Linked DNA regions of Homo sapiens: region 1 is linked to region 2. Evidence: read pairs that join two places in POLR2A ChIA-PET (ENCODE). Cell type or tissue: B cell. All regions are shown on one strand. Each heading gives the region's core, and the rest is flanking DNA. Links, peaks and the distances in the headings are about the cores only.

Region 1 (4,387 bases), core at 154-4,153, 260 kb after region 2:
GGAGCTCTAAACATCCTCTATCAGGAGGCCTCTCTCCCTCACCCCCGCTCCTCTGGCCCTAGTCAATTTGGGGGCTGCCTTAAAGGTTAGAGCTTGCTCTGGCCTCAGCCCATATCCCCAAGTCTCCTCTGAAAGTCCTCAATATTCCGTACTGCTCAAATGATTCCCCTCACTATACTGAAGGAGGCTCTACAGCAAGCCTAAGAGAGGTGTACCCAAACCAGCATGGGTTCAGTGGGAAGGGATGGCTTGGAAGAAAGGACTTTGGACCTGTTGGAAGCTCCTGGCAGACTGTCTGCAAAACTGGTTGCCAGCAATTTCTCCCATCCCTGTGTATGCATGCCACTCTCCTCATCAAAAAGAAGCAAGAATCTGTTTCCCCTCCCCTTGAGCCCAGGCTGGCCTTGTGACTTGGTCTGGCCAAGAGAATGCAATGGAAGTGTTCCCATGTGACTTCTGAGTCTAGGACTTAAGAGACCTGGCAGCATCTGTCTTTGCTTTCTCGAATAGAACTGCCATGTAAAAAGCCTGGGCTACGCTACTGAAGAGAGAGGCCGAGGGGAAGAGAACACGAGCAACTCAGTCAATAGGTAACACCAACTGCCAAAAATGTGAATGAGGCCATCTGGGATGCCCCATACTCTGTCAAACTCCTAGCTGACTGCAGTTGCATGGCTCCAGCTGCCACGTGGAACAGAAGAACCATCCAGCTGAGCCAAACTGACCCTGTAGAATTGTGAGAAAAAGAATCAATTGTTAAGCTGAGTGTGGTGGCTCATGCCTGTAGTCCCATCTACTTGGGAGGCTGAGGTGGGAGGACCACTTGAGCACAGGAATTGGAGGCTGCAGTGAGCTATAATCACACTGTTGTTTTAAACCATTAAGTTTTGGTGGTACTTCTTAGGCAGGAGTAGAAAAGCAAAACACAGTTATTTCAAATATTTGAAGGGTCATTGGTGGAAGAGAAATGAGCCTTGTTTTTGCAGGCCCCAGGGTGAATAGCAAGAGAGCTGCACCTTTTGGCTCAGTACAGGTAGGAACTCTAAGACATTCAGATCCATCTAAGAAGGGGACCATGTATGACTTTGTAACACTCCCTGCAGAGCATGAAGAAAAAGATGGTGGCTGCTTGTTGGTGTCTGGAGGGGAACCCAGGGGACCAAATACTTGACATACAGTCCTGCCTTGAGCTTCTTTGGTTCTTTGTCATCTTCCACATTCATTACATCCACTTCCCCCAAAGGGAACTCTTCACTTTAACCACAAGACCCTGCTGGAAGACATTCCTCCTCTTGTTCCATCTCTGTGGGCTTTTGTCAGCCTAGGCATTTTTCAAAATCACATGCCACATCCTTCAGAAAGCTTTTGGGGGTGGGAATATCAGAGGAGGGCTAGGAAAAAAAAATTTTTCTTGTGACCTTGGCTTCTTTGGAACATATGACCCTTACATAGTCTGCAGTACCTAGATTGCAAGCACTCTGAAGAGAGAGACTATTTTATTCATTTCTGTATGGCCCAGTGCCCAGCACAGGGCTGATGGTCCAGGCATGATCTGGGTTTGGGCTGAGTCAGGCGAATCACACACCTGCAGGCTGGATCTTACCTCCCTTGCTGTACCAGGCAGGGCTCAGCAGCTCCCAAGGGGATCAATCCATCCCTGTATGTGCTTGGAACAGGGAGGTGAGGATAGGGCAACTCCATGAGGGACCTCCTGAACTCAGCAGGCTGTGGCTGGCTTGTCATGCCTGTTCTTTCCTTCTTTCTTTTCTTTTTTTTTCTTTTCTTTCTTTTTTTTTGAGATGGAGTTTCGCTCTATCACCCAGGCCAGAGTGCAGTTGCGCAATCTCGGATCACTGCAACCTCTGCCTCCCTGGTTCAAGTGATTCTTGTGTCTCAGCCTCCCAAGTAGCTGGGATTACAGGCACCCACCACCACGCCCAGCTAATTTTTGTATTTTTAGTAGAGACCAGGTTTCACCATGTTGGCCAGGCTGGTCTCGAACTCCTGACCTCAAGTGATCTGCTTGCCTCGGCCTCCCAAAGTGCTGGGATTACAGGCGTGAGCCACCGCACCCGGCCTGCCGTGCCTGTTCTTGATGTCCGTGGACCCCAGGAGTGTTCGGGGGGCCTCTGTCAAGCTTGCTGTGGAGCTCAGAGAATCTTCTTTGGAGAAGCAAGATGTGTGTGCATACACACACACACACACCACACACTCAGCACTCAAGCGCGGAGACTGCCTCAGGGGAGACAGTGTCTGCAGGAACCAGACTCCACAGCCTCCCCAGGGACTCGTCATCGCGTCTCTCATCAGGCGTGTCACTTGTCAGGCGCGGCTCTAGCTCAGCGCAACTCACCCCCTCACTCACGCTGCAGGAAGGGCCTCTGAGGGGAGTGGGCTCTGCGGAATTTCCAGGCAGGCGTTGCTTGTCTTGTCTTTGGCAATTTCTTGGCCTGGCCCCAGAAACCCTAATGAGCCATGGGTATGAAAAACGGCCACCAAGGTGGTTATCGGAGGTGCCCATGAAGGGATTTGGGTGTCATTCAGTGTAAGTTTCGGCAATTCCTGGAGAGTAGCACGTTTGAGCCGGACTTGCTCTTCCCTTTTTGTACAAAGGAAAGGAAGAAAAAAGAAAAAGGATCTAGGGTCAGTCAGGCAGAGGTGGGGAGGGGGCAGGTGTGGGGAAGGTTGCCTGGGGGCAAGCAGCCAGGCAATGGCCTTTAGCTTCCAGGGGCCTCAGTCCTGCTCCAAGGAGTCTCTATAGAAGGGGAGCCCCTATAACCACTTCTGGTTTGTGAACCTCTCATCCTAACTCAATAGGAACCTTGTCTTTCTTCCCCGAGCGATTCTACTCCTCCAGCTCCCACGCTGCAATCCCTGCCACAGCTCAGAGCTGCCGAGGCTGTGGCCCAGTCTTTACAGTCAGTCTCTCTGGGTATCTCTGTCTCTATTGTCTCTGGGGGAAAGGCCTGGATCTAAGCACGCACACACTTCTCAATTAGAAATGTAGTGAGCATCTGCCAGATGTAAGCACTGAGTTCTAGAATGTCTCTAGAAAGAGACAGAGCAAATGCATGAACACACGCTGGGCCAGACTGTGCAGCAACACGCTGAGCTGTGATGTGGCATCTGGCGTGACATGTTCTTCCCAGGCCCCCAACCCAGCCAGTCGAAGCCCCTAACCCCTGCCCCATCCTTTTGATTCCTCTGCTCCCTGGCCTGGCCCTGTGTACTCAGGAGTCTCTGGCCATGCATGAGGAGCCATTCCTCAGTCAGCCACAGGGTTAGACCCAGTGAGGGGTGTTTTGGGGCCGGCTCCAGCGCACAAGAGCCCAGCCAACTGTGCACAGCTCTTCCTACCTCTGTGTTCAGTGATGACAAGTCTGAAGCTTGGAATTGGCTAGAGTAGGAGGGTTTGCTCTATGGAAATTGGCAAAAACTAGAAATTAGGACTTTCCCCCAGAGAGCCAGTTAAACATTTACCAGCATTATCACTGGTTAGATCCCACAGCGCGCAGCTGAGGGGGCACTGCCAATGACCGCATCCTCTCCCCAAGGGGGCTGAGACTGCACCTTCGTCGTGAACAGGTGCAGGTACAGGCACAGGTCAAGCAGACCTCGAGTGGGCCCCTCTGCTCACCACCAAAAACCTTCTCCAGAGGCAGTCTGGTAGGACTGTTTACCTAAGCAGTCCTCAGGTATTCCAACCCCCTGGCTGCAAACATTAGTTTTCAGGCTTTTGAGCTGAGACCACAAATCACTTTGCAAGCAGAGAAAAAGTCTACTTTTTGCCTTGGGCATCTTGGACAGGAAGTCAGGCTGTGGCAAAGAAGAGCATCAAACATCAGGGGCACCAGATCATCACGGGAATCAGATGATCACCATAGCTGTGGAAATGAAGTTTCCTGGTGAATCCACGTCATTTGCCTAAGATCACTCAGGTGCTGACCAAAGCCCCCATTTTGGAATCCTAATCTGTTTACCCTCAATCCAATGCTTGCCTGGTCACAGTGTGGCAGGCAGGTTCCTCGGCACAGGTAAATCCTGGCACCTGTGTGTGCCTACATGTCCCAAAGCCACAGAGATGGAAAAAGTAAGGCCTGGAGGACTCTTGAGATGACGTGCTCCAGTCCACCTCATTTGCTTGGCCACTGTCTCCAGGACAACTTTGTTCCAACCAGTCCCTAAAGGGTCACAGTGCAGGAGTTGAGCAGCTGAGTTTTGGAGTCAGGCATGCCTAGGCCTGATTTTGAATTCCATCAAGCCCTGATGGTATGACCTTGTGCAAGTAATTTGTCCTCTCTGAGCCCCTGTTCTCATCTGTCAAGTGAAGATAATAATGGTGCCTACCTTATGGGACTGCTGGGAGGGTTAGTGAGACAATGTATGG
Region 2 (4,387 bases), core at 274-4,273:
CAGGGTATAACAGTGTAGGGAGATTTGTAGGATGTAGGGGGAAATGGTGAAAGACTTTGAGTGGACCAGGAGATGACTTAGATACAGGAGAAACTGGGTTCACGGCTCACTGTAGACCAAGTAACATAGGTGTTAAACACTCTTTGCCTCGTTCTTGGGTACATAAGGCCTAAGGAAGCTTTTCAGAGGAGACAGTATGTGAAAATCAGGATTTCAAATGGCACAATTAGACCAATAATTGGCTCCTCTCCGCAACTCCAGGACTGAGTTTGACCGTGGCCCATTTTTTACTAGCTGTGTGACCTTGGGGGCAAGTTATTTATGGCCTTTGAGCCCCAGTAAGTTTTTTCATTTGTAAGACTGGGAATAATTATCCACCTTTAGGATCTAAATAGAATGCTTGGCACATAGTAGGCCCCAAGGATGAATAATTGCTTTGAATGACTTGTCATGTTCCTATAGGTTGCTCCTCCATTCCCTGCTGCCCCTGAGACCCCCTGAGACTTGCTAGGCCTGTGTCCTGGGACCCAAGGATGCAGATTAAATCTCCCCTACGAGGGTATTCTAGGTCCACCTTCCTGGGTTCCCCTTTCCCTTTGTTACCGTAGTTTGCATTCTGCCTTTTAAAGGATTCCATATGAAAAGACTTGCTTCTCCCCTCCACCCCCAAGTGGGATCATTATATGGTTAGGAACTCATTTCAGAACCGTCATCTAGGTACCCTTCGGCAAGGCTTCCTGGCATTATTTCAGGGGGGAACCACGGTGCCTAGAGGGGCAAGACCTGGTTGGAAGAGGTGAGAGGGGGTGGCCTGGTGCAGAGGCCAGAGGTGCTGTGGTTTGTTTGATAGGGATTAAGTCCGGATGTTATGAGGGCTCAATGTGGTTTTCAATAAAGTCTGCCAGGGATTGCTTCTTTTATATCAATATGTATTTAAAAAAATTACTAGCATGAGAAGAAAACCAGACCTGTATGGATCCAGGCTGGTAGTAAGCTACTGTGATCAGGTTTCCTACTCGACTCCCAGAGGGGAAGTCAGTGTTTGATTGAAGCTACACTTGGTTCTTGACTCTCAGGGGATGCCTGCTCTGAAACAGGAGCCCTCCCTCCCTTTCTCTCCTCCTCTCCCCCTCCTCCTCCCTCTTTTTCCCTTCTTCCCCTAAAAGCCTTTGTGCTGAAAGAGCTTCAGTAGGCACGAATCCCTGGTCCCTCTCTAAAGAATGCCTTACAGCCTTTGCTGACATTGTTTTGTGAACAGTGGGTTTTACCAGGCCAGCAGTTTCCCCCCGATTTTAGCGCACGATTTTAAAGGTAGTGTATGGACAAGATGCGCCTTACTGCAGTGATTGCCTCAGTGTGTAGCCTGGGCTGGGGCTTGGAATCTAGAGACGCCTTAACCTTTGCCCTAGGGGCCCTCCTGGAGTGGGGGGTGAAGGTGGGGAGCTCGAGGACTGATTGTTTTCGAGGATCTGTTTGTTTTGTCCAGCCACCGAGGCTGAAGGTGGAGTTGGGCAAGTCTGAGTGTATGTTCCAGCTTTGGGTCTGATTTTAAACTTGGTTTAATTGGAGAAACTCCTAGGCATTTAACAGTTCTGTACAAATGCAAACTTGAAATAGCTCGAGGCCTACGTCATTTAGGAAAGAATAAATGAAGTACAGAAATGTCCAAACTATGTAAATCCTAGCGTTGTCTGCCCTCCCATAAACACATGACAAGTGCCAAGGCATTTCCAGTCAAAACACCCATGGAAGCAGCAGCCTCCATCCTTTGTATTTATTATTTTATTAACAGCATTTTACACAGCATTTAACAAGCACAGCGTGCCTGCTTTGCACCAGGACTCTAAGCAGGCGAAAGGGTGGAAAATGGATGGAGGTGGGGGAGGAGTGGTTGCTAGAGGACATCAACTAGAGAAATCTCATCAGATGGGTAGGGAAAGCAGCACCGGGGGTTTATTTCTACTGGCCACAAGGAAGACAGACATAGTGCTTTGGAGGAAGAAATCCTCTCTCCCATCCCAGGAGGAAAGTTGTACAGCTGTGATATGTCTGGTCTCAGCTTTGATTCCAGAGGGTAAAACAGGGTATGTTTCATGATACTCTGCCCATCGGTTATTGGTGATTTTCAAAGAATAAGTATTTGTCTGCTATCGTTATTCTATATCCTGGTGGAAAGTTTATAACGAAAAGTAATGCCTTTCTTAAGTCATAAAATGAGCCTTGTATGCTTATTTAATTAAAATCTATTTAAGGACCGATTAGGCGTGTAATTTGCACTAATAATGACGATTATGGAAATGTTCAACTTAACCAAAAATCATAAAGGAGACATTTTGATCAGTGGGGCGGCCAGTAAGTATTTAGTGAGTTGGGCAATTTCCGAAAGACAGGAGGCATTCCGCTGAGGGCTGCAGAAAGCACAGACCTGTCTGGCCTCTGTGACATGGCATGGAGAGGGGCAGACCTCCCTGTCCCGGCCCCGGCCCCAGCCCGGCCAGACCCCACTTTGCTGAGCATGGAAACCAACCCTGCGAGTCTCCACAACCTTTATTCTCGTGATGCTTCCTCGAGCTTCCAGAAGGAGTAAACTCTCGGAGAGGGCTGATGAGCCACACGGAAATCTCTGCGAAATGGCGGTGCTCTTTTGCTTTAACAAACAGCGCTGACAAACGCATGCTTCCTTGGCTAGCCTTGGCTGGATCCCGGAGGGGTAGGGGGAGAAGGGGTCCCTTGTTCCGGAGAAACCTGCCAGCTGCTGGGCTTGGTGTGAAGGCAGCAAAGGCAGACACAATGCTGCTGTTGTTGGTTTGATCTCTAACTGTGGATTGTTAGTCTGGCTTTAACTATGTGGTAAGGGGGGAATGTGAAGGCTGTTTACAGCGAGTGCAAATAATGTGACAGCTGTTGGCGCGCGAGCAGCGCTGCGCCTCCTCAGCACTTACACAAAGCGCGCACTATGCAGGCCCATGGACGAGCTGCAGAGGTGGCGGCCAGTTTCTGGCCAGCGCATCCCCAGATGAGAGAAAGCTCCACGGCACACCCGCCCTCCATCCCCAACACACATCTTTATGACTTCCCAGGATTGGGGTGGGGTGCAGGATGGTTTGTATGTTGTGGTTTAGGGAACTTGTGGTGAGGCAGAGGTGGCGGGAGAAGGCCCACGGGGCCGTGAGTGTCACCGTGTTGGTGGGGTTTGGCCAGGATCCGTTGAACTGGGTCCTCAGCTGTTTATGGCTGAGTTTTTAAGATTTGTGAAAATAACTTTCAGCCCTAAGTAAGCTTGTTGGAAAGAATGTGTTATTAACTGAAAGCTTTCTGGAAATTGCAGAGGCTCTGAAGGCCGTTGTTCCCCTCTGAAATGGCCCTGTTATTCAGACAAGTTAGAGACAGGCGGGTGCTGTGTTCTGTGCACTCGACACTGTTTCCAGCTTGGAAATGCAAGTGTGCAGGTTCAGTACCCTAAGGGGGGTGTATTTTGGGGGGAAGGGAGGACAGATTGGCTTTTGATTACCCACATCCCTTAACCTTTTCTTCCAAGCCTTCCCGTTTTCAAGAGCACATTTGCCTTCAACTGCAGCACGCAAAGGTGCCGTCCTGAAGCCTGCCCACAGCACCACCTACTCTGACTTCATCAACTAGATGCCCACAGCAACAGGCTTTCTTTGAGTTCCTGGTACCCCGCCAGGCCCTGCAGAGAGGCGCCAGGGTGGGAGGGAGAGCAGTTGGTGGTGGCAGTTACCCACTAGGCCAGTCCTGGAGGTTCATGGCTGGCCCAAGCAGGTGGACTTAGGATGGCCAAGAATGTGGACCTGCCTCTGGACCGTCCTGGGGCAAGCTGGGTGTAAAAATTCACTCCTCTCCCCCATGAGTCCCAAGGTTGAAGCCTTCCAAGCCCTGGCACCTGCCTGGTCCTCCTTGGGTTTTGGAAGATCATTTAGGGCTGACTTTGGTCTCTGGGTGTACAGCCTACAGGATATCTGCAAATCTACTTCATTCTCTCCTGTCCCCCCCACCCTCAGCACCTCCCCTCCCTAAGTCTACTCTCTAAGTTTTAACATGGACTTCTACATCTAGTTGGGTTTCCGATGGGGAGCTGGGAGATGCTTCTGGAGTGAGACATGAACTTCGGTGCCAGTTCTATAAATTGGTCTCTTTTTATGACGTGTGCCATTTTCTGTAGGAATGTTGCTTGCAAAACGAGTTTCGCCTTGGAGGAAAGGCGGAAAGATAAACAAGCCTGCAACGCCAAAACACTGGCAGTCTTTCCCTCCTTCCAGCTCTCTTAAAGCAGCCGGGCTGTATTTCCAGGATTAGACTTGTGCATGTGAGGAGGGACTCGCGTTGGCTTTTTTTCCCCCAAGCAAATGCAAATTAGAGAAAAATAATT

The links. Peaks named below come from ENCODE experiments on the same cell type or tissue, not always from the same donor. Only the 100,000 strongest peaks of a DNase experiment are listed, where the experiment ranks them.
Region 1: POLR2A ChIA-PET joins it to region 2 with 5 read pairs; 10 of 35 experiments call an interaction of 5 or more read pairs at or near these places.

What each region holds. Positions count from the first base shown.
Region 1 is chrX:39,826,051-39,830,437 of GRCh38, reverse strand. No RefSeq gene overlaps it. Among named protein-coding and RNA genes, the nearest start is that of MIR1587, 9.3 kb to the left of the region's middle. RefSeq lists enhancers at 1,826-2,325, 2,326-2,827. In B cell, for the core only: no CTCF peak of the experiment used is centred there; a DNase peak (open chromatin) is centred at 2,277; H3K27me3 peaks cover 3,204 bases.
Region 2 is chrX:40,085,221-40,089,607 of GRCh38, reverse strand. The region is part of intron 1 of BCOR (BCL6 corepressor); the gene reads left to right. Among named protein-coding and RNA genes, the nearest start is that of BCOR, 11 kb to the left of the region's middle. In B cell, for the core only: no CTCF peak of the experiment used is centred there; no DNase peak of the experiment used is centred there.